Linked DNA regions of Homo sapiens: region 2 is linked to region 1. Evidence: read pairs that join two places in POLR2A ChIA-PET (ENCODE). Cell type or tissue: PC-3. All regions are shown on one strand.

Evidence for each region. Peaks named below come from ENCODE experiments on the same cell type or tissue, not always from the same donor. Only the 100,000 strongest peaks of a DNase experiment are listed, where the experiment ranks them.
Region 2: POLR2A ChIA-PET joins it to region 1 with 8 read pairs; 3 of 35 experiments call an interaction of 5 or more read pairs at or near these places.

The regions. Positions count from the first base shown.
Region 1 is chr2:10,381,471-10,383,970 of GRCh38, forward strand. The region is part of intron 1 of HPCAL1 (hippocalcin like 1); the gene reads left to right. Among named protein-coding and RNA genes, the nearest start is that of SNORA80B, 64 kb to the right of the region's middle. RefSeq lists enhancers at 823-1,478, 1,479-2,132. In PC-3, a CTCF peak has its summit at 2,229; no DNase peak of the experiment used is centred here; H3K27ac peaks cover 502 bases.
Region 2 is chr2:10,263,479-10,265,978 of GRCh38, forward strand. No RefSeq gene overlaps it. Among named protein-coding and RNA genes, the nearest start is that of HPCAL1, 38 kb to the right of the region's middle. In PC-3, no CTCF peak of the experiment used is centred here; no DNase peak of the experiment used is centred here.

The DNA of each region.
Region 1 (2,500 bases):
CCAGTGTAGACAGGGCGTTGTCACATCAGGCAGGACTACAGGGACAATGTTTGTCAGCCTGTCTTCTGGGCAACTTGGGGTATCCTCCCTTTATATCACCTCCTGCCCAGGTGCTCTGCGCCGCCAGAGCATCATGTCATTTGGGATCCCTGATGGCAATTTTGAGACTTTGGTTCACAGTAAAGATTGGTCCTGTGTGATCTTAAAGTAATGTGGCTTAAAAACAAATGGCTGTCAGGGAATTGTAAATCAAAGCAAACACCGATGAGAATGGCCCAAATCCAGGACACTCAGCACCAAATGCGAGGGAGGATGTGAAGCCACAGGAAGCCTCACTCACTGCTGGTGGGAACGCAAAACAGTACAGCCACCTTGGAAGACAGTTTGACAAATCCTTAGAAAGCTAAACACACTTTTACCCTGTGATCCAACAATCATGCTCCTTGATATTTACCCAGAGGAGTTAAAAAAACTTATGTCCACACAAAAACCTGCACATGGGTGTTCATAGCGACTTTATTCACGATTATTCATAACAGCTGGAACTTGGAGGCAGCGAAGGTGTCCTTCAGCAGGTGAATGGATAAATTAGCTGTGGTGCATCCAGACAATGGAATATTATTCCACAGCACTAAGAAGAAATGAGCTAGCAAGCCATGAAAAGACATGGGGGAACTCATCTGCATATGAGTAGGTGAGAGAAGCCAATCTGAAAAGGCTATGCCTATGGAGGATTGCAACTCTATGATATCCTAGGAAAGGCAAAGCGATGGAGATAATAAACAGATCAGTGGTTCCTACGGGTTAGGAGGGAGGGAGGGATGAGCAGGCAGAGCACAGGGCATTTTTAAGGCAGTGAAACTGCTCTGTGTGATACTGTAGTGGGGGAGCCATGTCATTGCACAGTTGTCAAAACCCATAGAATATACAGCACCAGCAGTGAGTCCTAATGTAACCTACGGACTTGGGTGATAATGACGTGTGAAGAGACAAGGCGGGTTCATCCGTTGTAACAAACAGCCACCCTGGTAGTAGGGAGGGCAGGAGGTATGTAGAGAACTCTGTGCTTTCCACGCGATTTTGCTGTGAACTAAACAGCTCTAAAAAATAAAGTTCATTAATTAAAAAAAAAAAAAAAAAAAAGGGAAATGACCACATGCAAAGCACTGCGTGGAGGGCCACGCATCCCAAGCAAGTCAGCTAGAGTAGAGGCAGGAACCAAACAGCTCTATGAGGTTCTGGATGAGAAGCCGCATGCACCACCCCCTCCCTGCTCCCGTGTGGGACCCAGTGAAGACCTCCTGTGCCCGGCTGCAGCTGCTGAGTGTGGGAGTGTGCTCTCCACAGCAAACCAGCCGTGAAGGCTGCACACCTTCCTGTTTCTGCCCAGCCACACCACAGGGCACTCAGCCCTTTTCCTGAGCACTTGAAGCTGCGTTTCCTCGAGCTCCTTCCTGTTTAAGAACAGGAGGGGAGTGGCGGCTCGCTTGTGCACCACTCTCCAGGGCAGTGGTGTGCGGGACACCCTGCAGCACCTTTGACTCCTCCTCTGGGAATGAGGCGTGGTTTAATCTGCAACCCCTTACCATTAGAGTCTGCAACTAGTCAAAAGGTGAATCTGGCTGGGCGCGGCGGCTCATGCCTGTCATCCCAGCACTTTGGGAAGCTGAGGCAGGAGGACTGCTTGAGCCCAGGAGTCCTGACCAGCCTGGGCAACATAGTAAGACCTCCTCTCTACAAAAGTAAACAAAACTAGCCTGGCGTGGTGTCATGTGCCTGTGGTCCCAGCTACTCAGGAGGCTGAGGTAGGAGGATCACTTGAGCCCAAGAGGTTGAGGCTGCAGTGAGCCAAGATCGCGCCACTGTGCTCCAGCCTGGGTGACAGAGTGAGACCCACCCCCCTTTTTTTTCAGACCGCATCTTGCTCTGTTGCCCAGGCTGGAGTGCAGTGGCACGATCTCGGCTCACTGCAACCTCCACCTCCCAAGTTTAAGCAATTCTTTTGCCTCAGCCTGCCAAGTAGCTGCGATTACAGGCACCTGCCACCACACCCAGCTAATTTTTGTATTTTTAGTAGAGACTGGGTTTCACTATGTTGGCCAGGCTGGTCTCAAACTCCTGGCCTCAAGTGATCTGCCCACTTCAGCCTGCCAAAGTGCTGGGATTACAAGTGTGAGCCACCCAGCCCTGAGTGAGACCCTTTCTCAAAAAAAAAAGAAAAGAAAAGAAAAAAAAGGTAAATCTAAGAGGTGACCAGTAGGGGAATATATTTGTCGAGTCTCCTCACCTCAGCACTGTTGCCATTTGGAGAAGCATAATTCTTTGGTGTGTGCGGGGAAGGGGGGGCTGTCCTGTGCATTGTGGGGTATTGAGCAGTATCCTTGGCCCTACCCATAAGATGCTGGTAGGCATGTCCCCTCAACTCCCCAGTTGTAATAACCAAAAATATCTCCAGACATTGCCAAATGTACCCGGGAAAATCACTCAGGTTGAAGTCACT
Region 2 (2,500 bases), 120 kb before region 1:
GTCAGGAAATTTATTTTCTTTCTGTCTAATTGAGGGCTAACCTGTTTTTTTTTTTCATTCCCTCATTTATCATACACCTCCTTTATTCCATTCTTGAATTCTGTTTAAAAAAAAATAAAGGCACATGCACACGTATGTTTATTGCGGCACTATTCACAATAGCAAAGACTTGGAACCAACCCAAAAGTCCATCAGTGATAGACAGGATTAAGAAAATGTGGCACATATACACCATGGAATACTATGCAGCCATAAAAAAGGATGAGTTTATGTCCTTTGTAGGGACATGGATGAAGCTGGAAACCATCATTCTCAGCAAACTATTGCAAGAACAAAAAACCAAACACCGCATGTTCTCACTCATAGGTGGGAATTGAACAATGAGATCACATGGACACAGGAAGGGGAACATCACACACCGGGGCCTGTCGTGGGGTGGGGGGAGGGGGAAGGGGGAAGGGATAGCATTAGGAGATATACCTAATGTAAATGCCGAGTTAATGGGTGCAGCACACCAACATGGCACATGTATACATATGTAACAAACCTGCACGTTGTGCACATGCACCTTGGAACTTAAAAAATAAAAAAAACACAAAAACTCTTTGAAAAGCCACGCTCCCCCTTCCTAAACTTGGACTTCATGTTCTCTCTCATGTGGCCTTGTTTGGACCTCTCCAAGGCCACCAAAAGGCTCTGCTAGACTTGGGGAAAGGTTAGCTTTGAGAAGGTCTGACTCAAATCCAGCCAATAGCCAGAGGTGAGCCTGCAGCCTGCAGGTATAGCTGGAAGGGCTGATGTGATGCGGGGACTCACAGGGGATTAAGACCGTGCTGACCCTAAGTTTTGGAGGATTTGGGAGAAAAAATAATTGAGCTCCCAACAGTGATGGGATTTCTACAATCAGCTGGGAGGAACTGCAGGCTCAGGATCCACCCTGTCTGGAGGTCTCACCCCATCTGGAGGGTCTCACCCTGTCTGGAGGTTCTCACCCTGTCTGGAGGTCTCACCCTGTCTGGAGGGTCCACCCTGTCTGGAGGGTCTCACCCTGTCTGGAGGTCTCTTGGGTTGGAGGTCTTCACTCTTCACTACAATCGGATTCTGAAGCCTGCCAGTTGTCAGATGCCTGCCAGGGTTGGGGGTGGGGGAGGGTCATACCCTCGAATGAATGGGGCCTTGACCTTCTCAGGCCCCCCAACACCACCAGTTCCACAGGCACACGATGCACTCGCCTTGGTTGGGGAGCCCATGGCATTGCCCTCGCCGGCCCCTGCCTTCCACCCGCACATTCCTGAGCTTGGCAAAGCGTCCCGCGTGGGGCTGTGTGGGGTGTGGTAAATCGTGGCTTCTCAAACCTGAGGGTCATTTCTCCAGTGGATGGTGTATCTGTTTCCTGTGGCTGCTGTGACAAAATGCCATTCGTCTGATGGCTTTAAACAGCACACGTTTGTTCTCCTTCAGTTGTGGGGGTCCGAGTCTGAAATCCATTTCATGCAGCTCACACTGCGGTGTCATGGGCTCTGGGAAAGAACGGCTTCCTCACCTTGCCCAGTTTCTGGGCTGCGTTCCTGGCATCTCGTCCTGTGGCTCACGGTTCCTCCCTCCACCTGGCTCCAAGGCCAGCGGTGGAGCAGCTTCCAATCTCACGTCTTCACAGCGCCCTCTCCTCTCCTTGCCTCCCTCTGCCCCCGTCTTAGAGGAGACTTGCAGCTGTGCCTTGGGCCCATCCTGATGATCCAGGATAATCTCCCCGTCTCAAGATCCTGAATGTACTCCCACCTGCAAAGCCCTTTCCTTACACCAGGGAACACTCCCAGGTTCCAGGGATTAGGACGCGGACATCTTTGGGGACCATTATTCAGCCAACAACAGGTAGACAGGAGTCCTGGGCTGCGCAAAGGCCCAACAGTCTGGGAAGTCCAGAGTCCCTCCCTGTGACAAGAACACCCCTCCCTGCCCCCTTCCCCTCTGTGCTTACTCCCCAGGGTCAGCTTGAGGCCAGCCGCCGCAGGGACCCCGTTCTGTTCCTCCCAGTCCTGTTAGATCTGAGACTGGAGGGGCCTTCACGAGGATGGCCCTTCTCACCCCAGGACACTGTGAAGCTCACGGTGGGGGCGGGGGGCAGGGTATGCTCAAAGCTTCAGCCCCTAGGTGACAGGTCAGACCTTGAACCCACTTTTAGTCTGAGGCTTGGCTCTCTACACTATCACCCCCTGCAGCTCCAAGTCCTGACGCATGGCTTCCCCAAGAGAGGCTCCAACACCTGCTCTGCTCCCACTCCCCCCGGGGCCGCTGCAGGCTTCTGCACGAGGTGGGCTGCCCTGGTGTTTTGAAGCCTCCCAGGTTCGGGGCCCAGTTCTTAGCACTAGCTGACGTCTGTCCTGGTGGCCGAGTTCTATGGAGCCTGCTGTCTTTGTCAACAGTTTGAGGAAGGAGTCCAGGGTGGCATTGACATACTTAAGGCCAGCTGTGTTTCCTTGGGCCAGTGGCCACATCCCTG